2 separate regions of the Mus musculus genome follow, and region 1 is linked to region 2. A link is a contact called in ENCODE Hi-C or POLR2A ChIA-PET data. All regions are on one chromosome and are shown on one strand. The core of a region is the stretch at or near the end of the contact, and the rest is flanking DNA. Distances in the headings are between cores, read along the strand shown.

Evidence for each region. Hi-C counts contacts between places; a loop is a spot of excess contacts on that map. ChIA-PET counts read pairs that join two places held with the same protein, here RNA polymerase II (POLR2A).
Region 1: a loop to region 2 is called in a map of T-helper 17 cell, with 2.3 times the contacts of the local background. The contact joins the promoter of Stap2 here to the promoter of Shd in region 2. A Hi-C loop is called at or near these places in 24 of 37 maps with a recorded cell type or tissue (CH12.LX, Patski, T-helper 1 cell and 8 more). POLR2A ChIA-PET finds 5 or more read pairs at or near these places in 5 of 5 experiments (Patski and embryonic stem cell).

The regions. Positions count from the first base shown.
Region 1 is chr17:56,005,888-56,009,585 of GRCm38, forward strand. Stap2 (signal transducing adaptor family member 2) reads right to left here and starts at 2,249. Exons shown (of 14, transcript NM_145934.3): 1 at 1,530-2,249. It overlaps Mpnd (MPN domain containing), which reads left to right and starts at 3,314. Exons shown (of 13, transcript NM_026530.5): 1 at 3,314-3,369; 2 at 3,443-3,698. The coding sequence starts at 3,363.
Region 2 is chr17:55,968,266-55,971,954 of GRCm38, forward strand. Shd (src homology 2 domain-containing transforming protein D) reads left to right here and starts at 2,217. Exons shown (of 7, transcript NM_009168.2): 1 at 2,217-2,434; 2 at 3,106-3,452. The coding sequence starts at 3,174.

The sequences.
Region 1 (3,698 bases), core at 999-3,498, 38 kb after region 2:
AACGACACGGGAACCCACTTTGCTGACACCTATGACAATAGTAGCCTACAGTCAGTCAGGGAGGGAGGGAGGGAGGGAGGGAGGGAGGGGCTTTCTCAGCACTCTTCTGTTTGAACACACTCAATATATAGATCAATTAATTTATTTTTTTGGTTACATTTACTGAGTGTATGGGTGTGGAGGTCAGAGGACAGTTTGTAGGTCCCAGGGATTAAATTCAGGTTATCAGGTTTGGTGCCAAGAGCCCTTTCCCACTAGGACACATCACCAACCCCTACACTGATATCATTCCCAGCCTGTGTATCCAGAGTGCCCTTATCACACTCACATCTAAGTACTTCCGTTATTTAATTTTAGTTTTCTTTCTTTTGCTTCATTGAGACATGGTCTCCTGTAGCCCTGCTGGCCTCCAGTTAAGTAGCTTAGAATGAACATCTGAACCTCCTGTCTCCTGAGTGTTGCTATGTCTGGTGTGCACCACCATGTCTAGGTTTTTGTTTTGGTAGTGGGTTTTTTAAAAAATATTTATTTATTTATGTGTGTGTGTGTGTGTGTGTGTGTACACTCACTGTCTCAGACACACCAGAAGAGGGCGTCGGATCCCATTACAGATGCTTGTGAGCCACCATGTGGTTGCTGGGAATTGAACTTGGGATCTTTGGAAGAGCAACCAGTGCTCTTAACCATTGAGCCATCTCTCCAGCCCTGTGGTGGTGGTTTTGATTTTTGTTTTTTGACTCTCGATACATAGCCCAAGTGATTTTTTAAAAAAGATTTTATCTATCTATTATATGTAAGTACACTGTAGTTGTCTTCAGATCTCATTACAGATGGTTGTGAGCCACCATGTGGTTGCTGGGATTTGAACTCGGGACCTCTGGAAGAACAGTCAGTGCTCTTAACCGCTGAGCCATCTCACCAGCCCCCCAAGCTGATTTTTAACTGCCTCAGCCTCTCAAGTGCTGAAATGACAGACAGGTGCGGGACAGCAGGCCTGACGTTCACTGCTTTTGGTACTTTGAAATTTTATAACAAACCGCAAACCAAGTCAGTTTATTTCTTTAGCTTTCTACTTTTTTTTTTTTTTTCCCCTTGTCGCTGTAGAAGCAACTCAAGCCCTTTGCACAACCTGAGTAAGTGCTCTATCGGTTACACACAGCCCTTCCCAGTGTGATTCTGCGCTGAGGTTCTGCCCTGACCACGCCCCCAGGCCCCCCACTAAGAACGGTCTTGAGAGGGCCTGGGCGCCTGGCTTGTGGTGGTAGTGTACCTGGCTCCTGGCTAGGACAAGGCTCTAAGGTCAATTCCAGTACAATTGATCAGTGTGTAATTGTAAATTTGGCCAGGCGTGGTAGTACATTTGGGTTTTCCCAGAACTTGGGAGGAAGAGACCGGAGCAGCCGTAGTTACATAGTAACTTGAGTCTAGTGCGGTCTGCCTGAGATGCTATTTTGGGGATGGGGGGGTGGGGGGTGGCGGAGGTTCAAGACAGGATTTCTCTGAATTGCCCTGGCTGTCCTGGAACTCACTCTGTAGACCAGGCTGGCGTTGAATTTAGAAATCCACCGGCTTCTGCCTCCCAAGTGCTAGGATCACAGGCCACCACTGCCCTGCGAGATGCTATTTTCAAAAGGCAAAGGCAGAACAGATTGTGAACTCATTTTCTTCAGTTCCCAGCTAGGGCACCTGGACTTTACACAGGTAAAAGGGTGGAGATGGGGACCCAGATAGTGGCTGTGAGTGGCACAACCTTCCTTTATCTTCAACCAATGTTATCTTTAGGTTTCTGTACATTGTCAAGCCACAGTAGTTGCTTCAAAGTGTCAAAGGCCACAGGGGAGCTAGGTGTGGGGATGCAAGCCTATGACGTAAGCAGGAGGGGGCTGAGCAGGAGGATCACTGCAAGTGGAAGGAAGGAAAAGAAAAATTAGCCGGGAGCCAAGGACTGTTGTAGCGCAAGGATAGGATGTGGCAGTAGTTACATCATAGAAAAGTCCCTTTTGGATCGAGGTGGAAGATAAACAGGATGAAAACGTCCAGTGAGCAGAACTTGGAGCCTCTCTCAAGGCTTTGCCTGTTTACAAGATGGTTAGACCTGCATATTGTGCCGGGACTTGGAAGCGGTAAACTATGGAGCCCAAAGTCTGGTGGCCTGGGCTAAGGGAAGAGTGGTTCTCGGACTGGTGAGATGGCTCAGTGGGTAAGAGCACCCGACTGTTCTTCCGAAGGTCAGGAGTTCAAATCCCAGCAACCACATGGTGGCTCACAACCATCCATAACGAGATCTGACTCCCTCTTCTGGAGTGTCTGAGGACAGCTACAGTGTACTTACATATAATAAATAAATAAACAAATCTTAAAAAAAAAAAAGAATGATTCTCATTACTCAGACCTTTCCAGAGCATCCTGCCTCTTTCCCCAGTTTGAGGCCACCCGGATTTTCAGACCTCCCTGGGTTGGGGTAATCTGTGATGAAGGACAAATCAGGATGAGAACAAAGGCCCAGGGCCTTGGGCGCCTAGTAACACCGCCCCTTCCCGCTCGCTGATTACACGTGAACGCCGATTGGCTGAGTGGGAACCATCCCTTGTCGCTGATTGGATGCTGGAGGCACCTGGTGATTGGCTGATGAGAACTGCCATTGGGCTGAGTTAACCCTAGAAAGGCTAAAGCTGGCCAGGCTCAGACCTTTCGATCCAGCTATAACGCGCAGCTGCTTTCCTAAAGCGGCTCTACATTTCTTACAAACCTGTTTCTTCCCTGCTCCCAACCATCAAGGGCTCTGCCTTTAGCTAGCGCACTAGCCTCACTAGCAGCTTCCTTCATCGCTGCTGTAGGCTGAGGGAATCATGAGCTCCAGGATGCAGCCCCACTAAGGGAGTATAGTCCCCCTGAGAGCAGGGGATGGGGGGCGGCGTCCTGAGTCTGTTTTTCCCTCTAGTTCACCATCTGCTTCAGTTTCCCTTGTGTCCCAAGGTCTTCCCTCATTTCTTTAACTGCGCGTGGGCAGGCCCAAGACCTAAGGTTTCCATCTCTTTCCTGAAAGCTGAGCCACTCCTGCTCAGGGATCAAAGTTGCAACCTAGTAGCTGGTGGCCTCGAGTATGGTATCTCTAGTCCCTGAATGAGAAGGTCCTGGGCCTGTTTCCTTCTCCAGGTCTCCCCCAACCTCCAGCTTTAGTTTCGCCAAATTGCACCGGATCGCTCCAACTCCAGTGCAAGCACAACCCAACCGCTCCGTATCCCCTCCGCCCCCGGCGGGCCAAACCTCCCCACCCATTTTCAGTAACCAATAGACTGCTGTGTCCCCGCGCGGGGAGGAGCCCGTTCACTCGGAGGAGGCTGTGCCGGGACACAGCGTCCATGGCAGGTAGGATGGTCCGCGCAGGCGGGGACGGGGCAGCGGGACGCGACCTCTGCAGCCAGTTGCTATTTCGCTGCAGCTCCCGAGTCTCTGTCTCCCGGGGCCACGGCCGAGGAGGCGCCGGAGGAGGATGAGGACGACGCGGAGGCCGAGGACCCCGAGCGCGGGACGGGTAGCGGAGGGCGCAGCGGCAGCCTCGGTGGCAGCGGAGGCGGCACGGCAGGGCCTGGGATGGCCCTAGGGGGCGCGCTCACGAGGCGCGCGGTCACGCTTCGGGTGCTGCTCAAAGACGAGCTGCTGGAGCCCGGTGAGGGGGTGCTATCCATCTACTACCT
Region 2 (3,689 bases), core at 967-3,466:
AACTGATCTTAAACCGGAAATGTTCGTGTTGGAGTCTGCTTTCCCCTGGGGACTCTTCCTTCTCACAGCCCGTGTTGGGGGTGGGGCTTCCCAAGCCAAGATCAGGGACATCCTGGCGTCTGGCTGGTCCCCGTCCTGCTGACCTCCACTCACTCAGCTCTGTAGCTGTCATCATGTCCTCAGAAGTTGTCAGGTCTAATCTGTCACTTCTGTCAGCTCCCTGGGGACCCCTGGCAAAGGGAACCACCACCTGCCCAGGGCATTCAGATGCTGGCTGTACCAGCTCCCCCATAGCCCTCTTCCTGCTTGCTGGTCACAAGCCTGGTCCCTGCAGAGTGACAAAGCTACATGGCAAGGGGCGGGGTGGCATGCTACAATGGCATCCGTGAGGTCTTTTTGTCCCAGATGCCACTGTTCCTCCAGCAGACTGAAGCAGCTGGACCTCACCCCCAGACTGGGGATCCTGAAAGTCAGTGACTTGCCTCTTCCTTCAGACTATGAGCTCAGAAAACCAAATGTGTACTTCCTTCCATCAGGCTGGGAACCAGGAAAGGCAAGGTCCTGATGCCTCCCTCAAGCCAGGAGCCTTCCTACAGCACCCTCCAGACTGCAGGCTTCCCAAGGCAAGCCCTGCATCTGCCACCAGACCACAATTAGGCAAGACCCGCCTCCCTATCAGCCAGAGTGTTTTGGTCCCCTACATATACATGCCTGGATTTTGGGTTTTTGAGTGGGCCTCACTATGTAGCCTAAAGGTATGGCTGCCAGCCTTAAAGACCTCCCCTTCTGTCCCCCTGCTTTGGTACACTTACCCTCCCGGATTTGAGGGGCATCGATTCTTATCCTGCTGTTCCCTGAGGCCCCAGTCGCCCCGTGTGTGCCTCAGGATGGAACAGTCACACTGTTCCTGAACAAGAACAGGGTTCTGTCCCATGCCACCAACAGGGTACATGGAGTCTGAGACTCCGTGGGGGACTATCCAAAGCAGGCCGAGGCAGAGACAGGACTAGTTCATGGGGACTGGCAGAGGCACAGGGAAGTGGATTGTTCTGGAACTGCAGTATAGCAGATTACATGGCCTTCATAGGCTATACAACCCACTCATGCATGTTTTCCCTGTGCTTTCATTTGGGTTTAAGATGCTGGGGGCCAACACTACCCTCTCAGCTGCCCCCAGCCTTTGGGTTGTACTTCTAAATGCGACAGGGATAGAGCATGTGAATTATAATCCGGAGTCAGTGTGATACAGACTGACCCCCGTCCCATCTTCCAAGTCATCCAGAAGGTTTTCCCAAGGTAGTTGCCATGATCCTCCTCCCCGCTATCAGAAGAGTTTACTGCTCTGGCTTTTTCTGTTCTTACACGCGCAGGCGCGCTAACATACACACACACACACACACACACACACACACACACACACACACAGGCGCCCGCGCCCCAATGGAGGCTCTGAGGCGACAGAAAGTCAAGTGCCGTTTGATTCTGCCTCAGGCCCCCTGATTGCTATTCCTGCCACGTACAGGCTCCATGCGAGAAAGCTCTTGACTACACCAGCACACACAGGATCTGGTGACCCCTGGGGACGCTGCCTGACAGAGATAGGAGTGGGTGGTTAGGGGGACTTAGCCTACTCCAGATGCCGTGCTGGCTCTAGGCCTCAGTTTCTCTGCCTGGAAAACAGAGCTCACAGTGGACAAGAGGATGACCGCTCTCTCTGTGAGCCACCAGTGCCATCCTAGAGATGTCCAGGCACAAATGGTCAGATGGGTGGCTTGAGTTTCGCTCCACACACAAAGCCTTTCTATGCCTCAGTTTCGCCAACCTCAACGTCTCAGTCGGTAGGGCGCTTGCTAGTATGCACAAAGCCTGGAGTGTCATCCCTAAATGCTGGGAGACTGAGGCAGGAGGATCAGGAGTTCGAGGTCATCCTTTGCTGCAAGTGAGTTGGAGGCCAGCCTGGGCTACATGAGACCCTTAGCAGTAACTCTTGCTGTCAATGCCTCCTGCACCGATTACCAGTTGGGGAGACTAAGGCGGACAGACAGTTGGCCATGGCTTTTGGGTCACTCTGGCTGACTACTGCCCGCCTGTCTCTCCTTGGGGTTCGACCTCCTAGCTCCATCTGCAGCCCTTGAGGTCTGAGCCCACCTCCCTCCCTCCGCTCGCGGACCCGCAGCTGCCGACGCCTCCCACCCCTCCCCCTCGCCCGGCACAAAGCGACGGACGGACGCAGCGGTGACGGACGACGCCTCCCGCCCTGCGCCACCTCCAGCCGCGACCCTGCGCGATGCTCGGGCCTCTCGCCCAATCCCTGCCCGGCCCTGGTCCCAAGGGCAACTCGGTCCCCACGCCGGTGGTCTCGTCCTCCGGGATCCTCCAGGGTCCGAGTCCTGCTGTCTCCACCCCGGAGCCACAGAAGGTCTGAGGTCTGCAGGTCTGTCCGCAAGGCGGGACCCAATGGGACGCGGGTGTTCTCGCCCCTCCGGTGGCCCTGAGAACCCGGGCCTGGACTCAGTGGTTTAAGTCCCTTTTGTTGTGCAGTGGCGGCGGCTGCAGGCGGTTAAGGGATAGGGGAGGTTAAGGGATTGAGGGGGCGGTGTGGAGCAGGAGTTAGGGGACCGGGAGGTTAAAGGAAATGGAGGGGTCTGGAGATTAAGGAATACTGGAGATGGAATTAAAGGATTCAGAGATTAAGGGATGGAGATAAAGGATTGGAGGTGTGACGGGGGCGGGGTGTGAAGGATCAGGGGTCAAGAAATCTGGGTAATTCGGACTGGTGGGGCTCGCGGGATCGGACAGCAGCCCCACAGGGAGTACGACCCTCTGGAGTGGCTCAGCCTCTGACAACTTTATGCATGGAGCTGAAGGGGTAATGTGAAACAGCCCTGTTGACATCACACCTGCAACACGGACCCTAAAGTTCGCAGTTCCCGCAGACCCTTGGCCTGCAGCACCAGGGTCGCCACCTGCTGCCCCCTCTGCTCTGAGCCCAGCCAAGGACTTCTGACCTCCAATCTTCCTGTCCTCTTCCTCTTCTCTCTTCTCCCTTCTTCCTCCCCCCTTTTGTCTCCCCCTCCTCTTCTCTCCCCTCCTTCCTCCCCCCAGCCCCAGGACGAGCTGCAGAGCTAGGCATGAAGGTCCTTGTTTGACACCAGCATATTTTGGGGGCACCAATGGCCAAGTGGCTCCGAGACTATCTGAACTTGGGCAGCCGGAGGCCGCCTCCGCAGCCGCCCACCCCCGACTACACCGAGAGCGACATCCTGCGGGCCTACCGCGAACAGAAGGACCTGGACTTCGAGGACCCCTATGAGGATTCCAATGGCCGCGCTGAGCCAGAGGTCACCGGGTCCGGTGACCCCAAGTACAACTCTCCTAGGCACCGGCTGATCAAGGTGGAGGCTGCAGACATGGCCAGAGCCAAGGCTCTGCTGGGGAGCCCGGGGGAAGAGGTGCGTGGAGGACCTGGACGGGTGTTCTGTCCCTATCACCCTGGGTTCCCCACCTCATCCCCCGCCCCCTGGGGAGTCCAAGATCTTCTGGGCTAGCCATTATCCCCCTCGGCCCATTCTCCCTTCAGGGAGACAGAGGGTAGGTGTTGTTTTTGGTTTGTGTGAGACCTGGTCCAACATTGCCCAGGCTGACCTAAAACTAGCTACAATGAGTTTGAACTCCTGATCCTCCTGCTG